Regions from separate parts of the Homo sapiens genome. Here region 1 is linked to region 2. A link is an interaction called in ENCODE POLR2A ChIA-PET data of the cell type or tissue named here. Cell type or tissue: A673. All regions are shown on one strand. Links, peaks and the distances in the headings refer to the core of each region. The heading gives the core; the rest is flanking DNA. Region 1 overlaps LOC105378128 (a long non-coding RNA gene). Region 2 overlaps LINC01558 (long intergenic non-protein coding RNA 1558).

What was found. ChIA-PET counts read pairs that join two places held together with the same protein. Peaks named below come from ENCODE experiments on the same cell type or tissue, not always from the same donor. Only the 100,000 strongest peaks of a DNase experiment are listed, where the experiment ranks them.
Region 1: POLR2A ChIA-PET joins it to region 2 with 5 read pairs; 1 of 35 experiments calls an interaction of 5 or more read pairs at or near these places.

Annotation. Positions count from the first base shown.
Region 1 is chr6:167,483,512-167,490,674 of GRCh38, reverse strand. It overlaps LOC105378128 (a long non-coding RNA gene), which reads right to left. Exons shown (of 3, transcript XR_943267.2): 2 at 5,443-5,556; 3 at 1,428-1,889. Among named protein-coding and RNA genes, the nearest start is that of TTLL2, 160 kb to the right of the region's middle. In A673, for the core only: a CTCF peak has its summit at 4,904 (motif pointing left); a DNase peak (open chromatin) is centred at 4,894.
Region 2 is chr6:167,780,137-167,787,343 of GRCh38, reverse strand. LINC01558 (long intergenic non-protein coding RNA 1558) reads left to right here. Exons shown (of 4, transcript NR_026773.1): 3 at 1-30; 4 at 1,848-2,807. Among named protein-coding and RNA genes, the nearest start is that of LINC01558, 13 kb to the left of the region's middle. In A673, for the core only: no CTCF peak of the experiment used is centred there; DNase peaks (open chromatin) are centred at 3,363 and 4,003; H3K27ac peaks cover 2,140 bases.

The DNA of each region.
Region 1 (7,163 bases), core at 2,164-7,163, 300 kb after region 2:
TGTTGATGAAAGAATGTCAAAGAAGACCTAAATAAATGGAAAGACTTACCATATTCATGGGCCCAAAGAGTCAATATAGTAAAGATGTTGGTTTCCAATGTGATCTAGCAAAATTTCAGCAAGGTTTTTTTTATAAGCATGAACAAGCTTATGGTAAAATTTGTAGGAAATGACAAAGAACTTAGAATAGCTGAAACAATTTTTTTTTAAAAAAGAAATTAAATAGCAGGAATCTACCTGATGTTGAAGCTTATTATATAGGCATGGCAATCAAAATCTTGTGTTAGTAAGAAGGGTTAGATCAACGTAATGAAATAAAGAGCCCAAAAATGTACCCATACCAACATGGCCAGCTGATTTTTTTTTTTTTTTTTTTTGAGACAGAGTCTTGCTCTGTCACCCAGGCTGGAGTGCAATGGCTTGATCTCGGCTCACTGCTACCTCTGTCTCTCAGGTTCAAGCAAATCTCGTGCCTCAGCCTGCCAAGAATCTGGGATTACAGGCATGTGCCACCACACCTGGCTAATTTTTGAATTTTTAGTACAGACGGGGTTTTATCATGTTGGTCAGGCTGGTCTCAAACTCCTGAGCTCAAGCAATCCACTTGCCTTGGCCTCCCAAAGTTCTGGTATTACAGGCATGAGCCACCGCACTTGGCCACCAGTTGATTTTTGACAAAGTTGCAAAAGCAATTCAATGGGTGGATGATGGCCTTTTGAACAGTGGTGCTGGAACAAGTGGACAGCTATAGGGAAAACAGTGACCCTCAACGCAAACCTTATGCCTCATACAAAAGAAAACTGAAAGTGGATCACAGATGTAAATGCTAAGTGTAAAACTATAAAACTTTTAGAATAAAATATAAGATAAAATTTATAGAACCTAAGGCTAGGCTGAGTTTTTACACTAGAAACCAAAAGCACAATTCATAAAAAGACAAATTGATAAATTGGCTTTATCAAAATTAAAAAGTTTTGTTCTGGAAAAGGCCCTGTGAAGAGGATGAAAAGACAAGCTACAGACTGGGAGGAAATCCTGGCAAACCTCATATCCAACAAACACTTTTTATCTAGAATATATAAAGAGGGCTAAAAATTCAATAGTAAATAAAAACAAACCAAAAAAATCCAATTAAAAAATGGGTAAAACATTTCACTAAAGAACGAACATTTCACTAAAGAAGATAGAAATGGAAAGTAAGCACATGAAAAGATATTCAACATCATTAAATATTAAGAAAGAGCAAATTAAAACTATAATGAAGGCTGAGCACAGTGGCTCATGCCTGTAATCCCAGCAGTTTGGGAGGCCAAGGTGGGAGAATCACTTTAGTCCAGGAGTTCAAGACCAGCCTGGGCAACATACTGAGAACTTGTCTTTAAAAAAGTAAATGAAAAGAAAATTAGCCCAGCATAATGGCATGTATCTATAGTCCCAGCTACTCAGGAGACTGTGTTGGCAGGATCACTTGAGCTCGGGCGGTGGAGGCTATCGCGTGCTGAGATTGTACCCCTGCACTCCAGCCTAGGAGACAGAGCAAGACCTTGTCTCAAAAACCAAAACCAAAACCCAGAAAACCAAAAACCGTAATGAGACATCACTACAAACCTATCAGAATCCCCACAGTTTTAAATGTTGGTGGGAATGTGGCGAAATTGGATTACTCTTCATTGCTGGTGGAAGCGTAGAATGGTACAGCCACTCAGAAAATAGTTTGGCAGTTTGATTTTTTTTTTAAAGAAACAAACATTCACTTAACTTGCTTTAAAGAGATAAGCTTTCTCCCCTAATTGACTAGCCTGCCTCGCATATTGGAAGGTTCTGAGCACCCCATGCTGAATGTGGAGGCAATGCTGAAACTGCAGTTCTCCTCCTCAGGAACCACGACCCTGTTGGGGAGAGAGACATGGCACTGGGTATTGTTTCTGCACCAGGCCCAGTGCTGTGCACCCCACTTTCACTGCCTCGTGAAATCCTCAAAATAACGTCATGTGGCCGTGACTTTTTCCCCCACCTCACATCTAAGGAAACTGAAGCTTGGAGGGGTGAATCCTCGAAGCAGAATACTGGGAACCAGGCCTGCCTGATGCTGAAGTCCATGGAAACAGGCCTGTTGGCAAAATGAAATATGCAGAAGAGGCTCTGCAGAGCAAAAGTGAAAGGAGCATAGGGGCACTAAGAATGAATCATTGACTCTGGGGTGTTTGGGGAGGACTTTCCAGCAGGGTTTTGAAGAGTGCATAGGAATACCACAGATGAACAAGAACAAAGAGCTTTCAAGGTATAGTTAGATGTTTGCCTGAAATCTCAGTTCTCTGATGAGAAGTCATTAATTTACAGTTTCCTCACTTTTTCCTTCCTGTAATGGTGAGAGCGACACCTTTTCCAGCTCTCGACCTCCCAGAGCCGCACCTGCCGGGGGGATGTGGGGTAAAACTGACACAGCTTGCTCATTAGCTGGGGTGGAGGGCTGAGAGGCAGGGAAGAGTCAAGGGCACAACCTCTGGTTTCATTAACTGGCCAGTTAGTCACACACACACGTGCATATGTCCACATGCTCACACGCACATGCCACATGTATGCAGGACAGGGATGGAGGAATATGAGCTGAGATTTGATCATGTTGTCAGGAGCTTGTGAGGCATTAGCCAGCGTGTGCAGCTGAATGCAGAGGTTTGGCTCCTGTGAACGGGACAGACCTGAGAATCCATAGCACACAAGAGACTGTTAAACCACAGGAGGTGATGACGTCATGTAAAACGCTGATGGAGTAAGAATAGACGCCGCTGAAAAAAGGGAGCATTCATCAGGGGCAGAGGAATCGGCACCTGCGGCGGGAGGAGAAGGGAGAACTGAGAAGGAAAGCAGGAGCACCCGTGTGGGCAGGGAGGAGCAGCTAAGGAGGAGGACAGCGGATGACCAGGACTGCAGCAGGGGAAGAAGGAGCCTGGAGCATAGTGAGCGGCCTGAATGGAAAGAAAAGGAACGCAATCAATGCTTTTTCAGGGAAGATGCCGTTCACTGAGGCTGGTTCGTGAATGCATTTGAGAACATGATCCTGTATAAATATATCTTCCTGTACAGGAATCTTATTAACTTAAGTTGGGCAGGTGCTCTTAACTTATACACTGATACCTTGGGGGAAAATATCCATTTTTTCATCCAAAAACTATGTGCCAGGTGCCTCCTATGTGGCAGGCCCTGTTCTAGGCCCTTAGAACGCACCAGCGAACAAAGCGAACATCCCCACCTCACAGAGCTGCACCTGAGCAGCAAGACAGCACCGAACCTCAGGAGGCGGGATGTGCACATCCGTAAGCGGACTCGCACCAAGGGGAAAAGTCAGCAGGTCAGGGAGGATCAGAAGGTGTTTGGGGGATGTTGCCATTTTCAATAGAGTGATTAGAATGGACCACACTGAGAAGGGAATGTCTCCACCACACTTGAGATAGGCGAGTGAATTTGTTTCCTATGGCCGCTGTAACCAAGCAGCACAAGCTAAGTGGCTTCAAACGACAGAAATTGTTCTTTCACAGCCCTGGAGGCCAGAAATCCCATCTCAAGGTGCCTCCTCTAGCTTCTGACGCCCCAGTGCTCCCTGGCTCACAGCTGCTTCTCCAGCCTCCGACCTGTCTCCATGCAGCATCTTCCCTGTGTGTCTCTGTCTTCTCCTCTTCTGAGGGACACCGATCCTCTTGGGTTAGGTCCTACCCTAATGGCCTCATCTCAATTTGATGACATCTGCAAAGACTCTATTTCTAAATAAGCTCTCATTCACAGGCAGGGGAGCCAGGACTTTAACCCATCTTTACTGAGACACAATTCAATCCACAACAGTGAGGAGATCAGACTTCCAGATCACTGAGGGACAAGCAGCCCAGAGAGCTGGAGCCCCCGGCATGCCCATGGCCAGCGAGGAGTCCACTGTGGCTGGAGGAGAGGCAGGAGAGGAGGAGCTGTTAGGAAATGAGGAGGTCTGAAAACAAGGAGGAGGAGCAGTGGCACACATTTAGGCTTTGCTGATGGTTGGACTTGGTGGATATCACAGATGGAGCTCCCTTTTTCAGAGCTTGACGTCAACTCTGAAGCCGGGTGAGGAGTGAAGATACAGGCGCAGTGCCCCTCATGCCTCCCACACCTGCTGCTGAGCATCCTGACAGATTCCGCTTGTTTCTGATCCTGTTTGCATCTTCTCGGCAATGATTCCACTCCTTATTAAAGAGGCAGGGAACATCTGATGTTCAAGTTTTGAATTACATGAAAAGTTCCATCGAGGTAGTTTTGATAAATAGTTTTTTTTTTCTTTTTTTGGTCGGGGGGATGGAGTCTCACTCTTGTCACCCAGGCTGGAGTGCAGTGGCGTGATCTGGGCTCACTGCAAACTCCACCTCCTGGGTTCAAGCAATTCTCCTGCCTCGGCATCCTGAGTAGCTGGAATTACAGGTGCCCACCACCACGCCTAGCTAATTTTTATAGTTTTGGTAGAGATGAGGTTTCACCATGTTGGCCAGGCTGGTCTTGAACTCCTGACCTCAAGGGATCCACCCGCCTCAGCTTCCCAAAGTGCTGGGATTACAGACATGAGCCACCGTGCCCGGCCAATAGTTTTGTTTTAAGTACAGACATGATGAAAGCCAATGAGATGCCATGTAGTGTTTTACAATCCTTAACACAGAAATGGCTTATTGTCTCAAATGCAGTCTTAGAGTTTATAGGAGAAAAGAATACAAATCCATGTTAATATCTAAATTTCCATGCCATTTTCCCACCCCCGTTATTAGACGATGTTATAACATCTTCCAGATCTGTTTTCACTTTTTCCTTTGGAAATAGTTGAGCTAATGGAGGAATTTATAAAGCAACCCACTCATATCCATGAATCAGTGTGAAATACTGCACCCTGGTGGAAATATCCCTCCTGTCCGGGGTCTGTGATGACATCCCACTCCTTCCTCAACCAGCATCCATGTCCTGTGTGCTCAGTTAGCAAAGAACTCGGGGTATAAAGAGTAGAAGAAAACGTGCCTGCCTCAGGTCTAATGGGCGGATGAGAACTAGAGCAGAGTGAGGGTCAAGTCACCTCTTGAGGATGACTAAAATGTTCAGGTTGAGCGAGGCAGGAAGCCCAGCGAAGAGGACAGTGTGGGCCCTAAGCAGGCACAAGGAGCTCGTCTACGGGGCACAGGAGAGGAAGCAGCAGAGGTCTTCTGTGCCTGGCTCCACTCCCATGCTGGATGGGAATGGGCGGATGAAAAGGAGCTGTGAAAAGAGGTTATAGGCATGAGGAGAGGACAGCTCGTGGGGCCTCCGTGGGGCTGCACACTCCTGTACTGGGGTTGGCAGGGGGTGGTTGTAAGAAAACAGGACTCTGTTTCTCATGCCAGTGCAAGACCACCCAACTTAGGACGGTGCTTCTCAGACTTCCGTGTACACAGTACTCACCTAGGGAGCTTGTGAAAATTCTGTGATTCGGGAGTCCTGGAGTGGGTTCTGGAGTCTGCATTTTCAATAAGCACCTGGTGCCAAGAGACCTGGTCCATAAAACACAGAGCAGGGCTGGGAGAGAGGTGGGAAGTTACACAGGCTAGCCTGTTAGCAGTGGCAAATTCATATGGGTCTGCAGGATTATGAGTGGGGCCTGAACTCTGCTAAGATGCAGGCGTAGTTTGATGATCACCAGCCATTGTTCTAGAGGTCACGAGATTTGTAACTTCCCCAATGACTTCTGTAAATAATACCATTTTTGTAGAACCTAAGGTTGGCCTTTTGAGATTACTTTTCAGACTTTTGCATTTCTGCCTACGAGCCAACTCCACTTGGACTCATGACTCATGACTCAACTGGTCCTGGGGCCTCATCCAGAGACAGATGCAGCTCAGGAGGACCATTTTCCACACCCCTGTGATGGCAGCCCCAACCAGCCGGCAGCCCCAACCAGCCAGCAGCACCCATTCCGTAGCCCCCTGCCCAACAAACTATCCTTGAAAATCCCTAGCCCCAAGCCTATGGGAAGATTGACATGAGTGATGGGAACTCCAGCTGTCCCACATGCCCAGCCTCATGTCAATCACACGCTTTCTTTTAATTTTTAATTTTTTTTTTCAGTCTCACTCTTTGACCTAGGCTGGAGTGCAGTGGTGCAATCTTGGCTCAACATAACCTCCGCCTCCCAGGCTCAAGATTTTCCTGTGTCAGCCTCCAAAGTAGCTGGGATTACAGGCATGCACCACTACTGCTCGGCTAATTTTTGTGTTTTTGCTAGAGACAGGATTTCACCACGTTGGCCAGGCTGGTCTCGAACTTCTGACCCTAGGTGACCCACCCACCTTGGCCTCCCAAAGTGCTGATATTACAGGTGTGAGCCACCACGCCCGGCCTCTTACTATTTTCTATAAAATTACATTTTATTTCATTGTGCTCAGTAATGGGGCTTATACAATTTCTGTGTTTTAAAAGTTACATGGTTTTTGTGGCCTATCATATAACTAATTAAATCGTTTATTTACATTTATACAATATGTATTTGTTTTCTTTGTATTATATACAGTATAATAGCTCTGAAATTAAACTTTTAACTTTTTATTGTTAGGGTCTGTATTTTATTATTCTAAAGTCAATGAACAGCTTAGAAAATAATTTTATTTATTTATTTTTGAGACAGAGTCTCTCTCTGTCATCCAGGCTGGAGTGCAGTGGCATGATCTAGCATGATCTTGGCTCACTGCAACCTCCGCCTCCCAGGTTCAAGTGATTCTCCCACTTCCACCTCCCGAGTAGCTGGGATTACAGGTGCACGCCACCGTGCCTGGCTAATTTTTGTATTTTTAGTAGAGACGGGGTTTCTCCCTGTTGGTCAGGCTGGTAGAACTCCTGACCTGAGGTGATCTGCCCACTTCGGTCTCCCAAAGTGCTGGGATTACAGGTGTGAGCCACCATGCCTGGCCAATTAAAAGCTGTCTTTACTGCAATGCTGTGGTCTCGGTGAATGGACTTTGTCTGTGCAGTGCACAGAAAGAACCCAACAGGCAATTAGACCGCATGATTCCTTCTCAGGCTAACTCCCAATCCTTGGCATCCCTTAGAGGATCTCCATAATTGGAATAAGTCTCTATACCATACTCAGCAACTACCTTCCAAGAAATCTAAATATGAGAGATATTTCC
Region 2 (7,207 bases), core at 1,337-6,336:
GCCCACAGAGCTTGATCCAGAAGTGCACAGGTAAGTATTTAGCAGGCTGGCCGATGTTGATTTGAACAATCTCAAGAATGTGCTCTTTAGTGCATTAAACATATGTGACGAGAGCTGAGCACGTTTAAAATCTCAGTAACTTTGGGGTTTGTAAGTGTTGTAGCTCATAGTGTCGGTTAAGGTTAGACATCTCAGTCACATGCTGTCTTGGCACCAGCTGTGGACTGTGCTGTGAAAGAGATCTGTGACCTTGCACCCTGAGATCTCAGGCTCAATTAAGAGACAAAACAGGCAATGCAGTATCAGTGCAGATGGGAAAGAGAAAGCAGAAAGTATGAAGAGGGAAAGGAGGAGCACAAAGGAGTTAGCATTAGTCTCTACTGAGCAATTCCTATTCCAACCACGTCCTAAATGATGAGTTGGATCCTAGCAGAAAGGGAACACATGTTATTTTTAACTGATTTTAACTTGATTTATTGTAACCTATCAGGAGCTCTTAATAAATATGGCTCTTTATGTTGTTAGCAAGTGTGTTTGATTTTTGCCACTCTAGGAGGTGAGCTCTGTCCATGTTTTCAGAGTAGAAAGTGATCTATGATACAATGAACTGTTTTTAGCTTCATGAGTTAGAAGTAGGAAGAGGAGAATGTATCAATTTGTTAACTGCCTTTTCCTGTTCAAAAAAAAGCTTTTTCAGCAAAACATAGTCCTTAAGTTTAAAAAGTCAGTGTTTATTATCTGACAGATATGTTTAAATTAGTAAAGAAAACATTACATTTTCATAAACATTGAATGAACATTATGTGAACATTGAGTTTAACTTTTGGTTGTCTCTTGGGAAATTTTTGTCAATTTGAAAAATGATGAAAAGCATCAATAAAAGATGCAAGCAATTGTGTAATCTCAATGTGCTACCGAAGTGGCTCTCTGCTTGGGTATGAGAAAAGCTATCAAAGGAAAATTTGATTTAAGAAAGGAAATCTAGGCCAGGAGCAGTGGTTCAGGCCTATAATTCCAGCATTTGGAGAGGTTGTAGTGGGAGGATTACTTTAAGCCATAAGTTTGAGACCAGCCTAGGCAACATAGTAAGACCTCATCTCTATAAAAATAAAATGGAAAGAAAGAAATGGAATCTAAAATAAAGAAAAACAATATTAATGGCATATCTTATGCCAGATTAAAGGCTTCATTTTGTACTTTTAAAAATTGCCGGCCGGGCGTGGTGGCTCACACCTGTAATCCCAGCCCTTTGGGAGGCCGAGGCGGGCGGATCACGAGGTCAGGAGATCGAGACCATCCTGGCTAACATGGTGAAACCCCGTCTCTACTGAAATACAAAAAATTAGCCGGGGGTGGTAGCTGTAGTCCCAGCTACTCGGGAGGCTGAGGCAGGAGAATGGCGTGAACCTGAGAGGCAGAGCTTGCAGTGAGCCGAGATCGTGCCACTGCACTCCAGCCTGGGCGACAGAGCAAGACTCCGTCTCAAAAAAAAAAAAAAAGGTGCCCTCTTTTTTCAAATGATAAATGTACTAATGTAGGGCAAAACACAATGAGTGTTTTCTGGATTTTGTTTCAATGTTTTGTACGCAGTAGAATTGGGATCATATGGCATATTGTTGGTTCTCAGTAGGGGGTATATCTAAAATATCAGTGAGCAGAACTTTTTTTTTTTTTTTTTTTTTGAGACAGAGTCTCGCTCTTTCGCCCAGGCCGGACTGCAGTGGCGCGATCTCGGCTCACTGCAACCTCCGCCTCCCGGGTTCACGTCATTCTCCCGCCTCAGCCTCCCGAGTAGCTGGGACTACAGGCGCCTGCCGCTGCGCCCGGCTAATTTTTTGTATTTTTAGTAGAGACGGGGTTTCACCATGTTAGCCAGGATGGTCTCGATCTCCTGACCTCGTGATCTGCCCGCCTCAGCCTCCCAAAGTGCTGGGATTACAGGAGTGAGCCACCGCTCCCGGCCCAGAACTTTTAATAAATATAAATACACAGGTAATTTTAACACATATTCCTGATGAAATCATTATTATCTGCAATGCTTTCATTCTGCTTTTTCTCTTAACAATGGCATAAACATTTTTCAAGGTCAATAAATGTTTTTCAAAATCGCATTTGTATTAGTGGCTGTATAGTTTTCTATCAAATGTGGAATAAACTCAATTTATTTCTCCCTTTTGTTCTTGAACATTTAAGATCATTGGTTCATAGTTACTAATCATGTTACAACAAATATTCATGTATTCCAAATTTTGCTCATTCCTGATTATTTCCTTAGATTTCCAGGTATGGAATAATTAGGTTGAAGTGTTTGAAATCTTTTTTTGTTGGTTTGTTTGTTTTTGAGATGTAGCTTCCCTCTGTTGCCCCGGCTGGAGTGCACTGGCATGATCTCAGCTCACTCACTGCAACCTCTGCTGCCTGGTTCAAGCGATTCTCCTGCCTCAGCCTCCTGAATAGCTGGGGTTACAGGTGCGCACCACCACGCCCGGCTAATTTTTGTATTTTTAGTAGAGACAGGGTTTCATCATGTTGGCCAGGTGGGTCTCAAACTCCTGACCTCAGGTGGTCCTTCTGCCTTGGCCTCCCAAAGTGCTGGGATTACAGGCGTGAGCCACTGCGCCCGGCCGAAGTGTTTGAAATCTTTAAGCATCCTGGTAAATATTGAGTTTTGTCAATATTTAGAAAAGTTGCATGATTGACATCGCTTCCACCCATGTTTCAGAGCATCTGATTTGTCAGACCCTCACCAAAAATGGGCTTTTATCAAAATGTAATAAAAAATAAATACAACTTTTCCAATGACAAAACTGGTTTCTCATTTTTTTGATACATGTTTCTTGAATTCTAGAGAGATTGAATATTATGAATATGTTTTCTGTTATATCTTTTATATTAATATAAATGTTATATATTTACATATTTTTAATGAGTTGGCAATTATGCCCTGGCTTCATTTTTTTTCTCATGGGAGTTATCTTTTTTACTTACTGATTGTTAAAATAATCAAATATTCTAGAAAATAAATGTTTTGTTTTTCATGCATAGTGCAAGTATTTCATTTGGACTTTTCATTTGTTTGTAATTTTGTTAATTGAAGTTTGGCATCTAGAGATTTTACACTTTTAGGTATAAAAGTTGTGACTGTTTTCCTTATTGTTTCTGTCTTTGCTTTTGTATTATTTATAAAAAAAAATAGGCCTTCCTCATCAAAAGATTATATAAACATTCACTGAAATTTTTTTGCATCTGTTTCCTTGTAGGCTAAACATATATCATCTCCTCATAGTTACTGATGAAATGATGTTCTTTCTGGGAGGTCCTTGGAGTGATTGATGTGCTTCCAGTTGTGACACTGGACAGAATAGGCTTTTTTGGGGGAACGCAGCACAGGACTTGCTTTGACTTCATTCATGCTGAGTGCCTGGTGCAGGCATCTTGAAGGTTAAGTGTATGCAAACATTTTGAAAATGGTAATATTTTTCAAAGGATTCAGTTATGAGCAAGGCCTTAGATAAATGGGAAAATTGGGAAAGCATTTTAGATGGGGTGTAAATTTTGAGGAGTAGATTCAAAGCAGCATACATTATTTCAAAAAGAGTCATTTTAGCTGTTGACTGAAACTCTTGGAGGTAAGAAGCAATTATGAAATATCTCTGCACTTACAACTTGGCATTCAATAGAAGGTGAAAACTTGCTTAGATATTGATAAAGACTTCTTTATCAGAGACTTCCATTGGAACAGATGTCAATTCCTTCCATTCCTTCCATTGGAACAGGTGTCAATAATATTCCAGAATGGTTAAAGTTACTGCTGAAGGTGACACTAAGTGCAGCAACATAGGCAAAATTTAGCCCAAATTATCCCTTGTTATTAAAGAGGACAGACCTACCTTCCTTCCTTCCTTCCTTCCTTCCTTCCTTCCTTCCTTCCTTCCTTCCTTCCTTCCTCTCTCTCTCTCTCTCTGTCTCTCTGGATTGTTTGCCCTTCAGGTTCCAGATGAACTCCAGAGCTTTGCTGGGGACACTGAGTGGCAGTCTCTGCTGGAGACTGGAAGCTGTTAAGCCACAGTCACCTGTCCAGAAGCTGGGAAATGAGCTGGTGGTGCCTGAGCACATTACCTACTTGACAATTACATTACAATGAATATTTTTAAACATTCAAAGATGAAATGTTAAAAATGCCAATTAGAATAATTTCAAAAGTTCTTAAGTCAGTGGCTGGTAGAAGACCAAAGTGCAGGCAAACCTTTCTGCACCATGGACTAGACACAGGAGGGAGGCAAGTCCCAAGTGACTGCACAAACATTCTCCTGTCATAGAGCGCTGCTGTGGACATGGAGAGCAGGTGTGTAGACAGAAAAGGGTATTTTCCCTCCTCTGGCCCACTGAGGGCCTGAAGAGGCTTCACTGGGACTGAAGTTTCCAGAGGGAGAAGGAATTCTGTCTCCAGTTGGCCTTCGGACTCCAGACTGAAATATCAACTGTCATCTCCATCTCCAGGCAGCTGACCTGCCCTGTGGACTCCAGACTTGCCAGTTCCCCGAATCACATGAGCCCCGATTCCTCCCACTCTCTCTCTCTATCTCTGTATCTATATATCTCCTGTTGGCTCTGCTTCTCTGGAGAATCCTGACTCATACAAAACTGAATCACAAAAATGAAAAGGTAGATTCATTCGTGTAATCAGGAAAGTTGTAGAAGATGTTCTAGAGGACAGATCAGAGAAGTACCAAGAGTGGAAAAGGGCTTTGTGGCTCCTAGTAAGGTTCGTCAACCATCAGCATGGGTTTTACCTGGGAGGTTGTTTAAGACACAGATTGTCAGGCCCAGCCCACGTGCTTTCATATAATATGTGAGGGGCACTACTATAGCCCAGTCACTGCAAGTGCAGATGCTGGAGTCAGACCCCCACATCCCAGCTCCTCCCCTTCATGGCTGTTTAAGCTTGGCTGAGTTAGTTGCCTTCTCTGATGCTCAGGGTTCTCACCTATAAAGAATGTATCTTATTGCAAGGATTAAATTCCATTAGTTAATTTATGGATCTAGCCCTGCTTCAGAGACCTGTGCAGCCATCATCTGTTTTTATAATTTTGTAGGGCTAGGGAGGGTTGAGACAGGGAGCTGCCGCCCTGAGAACTCTCTTCTGTGGTGGGGATTTGCCGATCTGGTCAGTAGAGCAAAGACAGACTTAAGCCTGCAGAGCTCAGTGATTTATTCATCCAGCCACTTATGTATTCGCCAAGCTCTTGATGAGCCCCTACTAAGTGAAGGTGCTGCGTTACTCACTGCCATGATTCACAGATCTTTTACATACATCAGGCCAAATAGCCCAGCACAAAGATGTTGTCTGCATGGGCCCATTCGCATGCCTGGAAGGGAGAGCATCAGAAGCGATTTAATTTTGTGAGGTTTGATTCTTCTCATTCTCTACAAACAGTGACGACTAAGATCCCTGGTCTTTAAACCGGAGTGCCGTGGAGGCACCGACTAGGTGCAGGGATCCTTGGATGGAGATTCGTGGTTTTTTTTACTACCTCCTGGGATTCAGCAAGAAGTCCCTAACTTTTATCTGTGGGCATAAAAGAGAAAGAGCCTTTTGAAAGAGCATAACCGTTCCCATTGTTACGGTCCAGACCGACTCTGAGAGGTGCACCTTCTCTCTTCTGGATGTTCACCCTCGGGAGTAGTGGGTGGCTGTCAGGGCAGCTAATGCAGGCAATTTTCTTTACCTGTAGGGACATAAAGAAGGATGGATTGAGGTGGGCGTGAGCCTATGAGTGGAAAGGCAGGTGACTCATCAGCTCCCCGGGAAAACGTGATGTGTACAAGCAATTAAAGGTGCATTTGCAGCAAGTGGAGAAGGCAACCCGAATCTGCAGCTTGCATTCATTTCCAAGCATGAGGGGCATTGACAGGAGCCTCTAAACACCTTGAAGCTGTTCTTTTCATTCTAGAAAACAAATGGGGACGTGTATTTCCCTGAAAAGGTAACTGACAACCTTTAGTTTCCGATTCTTCCTTTGCCCACGTGTGACACAGCAACGGTGAGTGTGGGAGTGGACAGGCGGAGGGTGTGGCTTCTCCACCTGATGGCACATCACTGTGGGGAGGGCCTGGGCCTGGCTCTCCTTGTGAGTGCTCAGGCAAAGCTGGAGTCATTCTGTGGGGAGGGCAGGTGCAGGATGGGCTTTGAGAATCATTCAGGCCTTCTTCCTCTGTACGTGTGCTTTTAAAAGTATTAATTTATTTTTGAGACAGGGTCTCGCCCTATAGCCCAGGCTGGAGTGCAGTGGCACAATCGTGGCTCACTGCAGCCTTAAACTCCTGGGCTCAAGTGATCCTCCCACCTCAGCCTCCCGAGTGGTTGGGACCACAGGCATGCAACCACCACGCCCGGTTAATTTTAAATATTTTTTTGGAGAGATGGGACCTCACTGTGTTGCCCAGGCTCGAGCTTCTGGGCTGGCCTCAGCCTCCCAAAGTGCTGGGGTTCCACGTGTGGCTGCCACACCAGGACTTCCTCTGTGTTTTGACCTCTCAACTAGCTCTTTTCACATTCTCATTTTTACATTTGACAATTCAGGGACTTATCTGGTCTAATTTTATTGATTAGTAATTACCAGGATTATAAATTCACATCTTGATTGATAATGAGCTGAGTAGGAATGCATGCAGTTTTATGGTTGGGGTGGTTTGTGCATTTCTGCTAAGATTCATGTTCCACCACAGCAGACAAGGGGATGGCTGCTAGTGGACGGATAACCCAGAGCTGAGGTCTCTCCGCCGGCCCCTGCTGCTCAGCTATTCACAAACAGTCCCCGAGGGTAGGCTTGGTCAGCCTGGTGAGTGCCCAGTGTATGATGCCACCAAATACAGACCTCCTGCCTTAGGAAAACAGCCTGGGGAGGAGAAAGACCACTGGGGCTTAAAGGCTGCCTTGTAAGTGCATAGGAAAGCCCCTAGACCAGTCTTCGAAGGTCCGGAGGGCTCCGAGAGACGGTCGTGGCTAAGCTGAGATGTGAAGAGATGGTGTAGGCAGGCAGATGAGAAACACTGGGTGAACAGGCCATCTAAGCTTTGGGGGCAGCAGAAGATGAGCAGTGGGTGGTGGGCGTGGAGGTTCCTAGCCAGGACCCCCGGGAGAGTGAAGGAGGCCTGCGTGTGAAGAGGGGAGTGAGTCTCTCAGGAAACCCACAGCAGAAGGCCC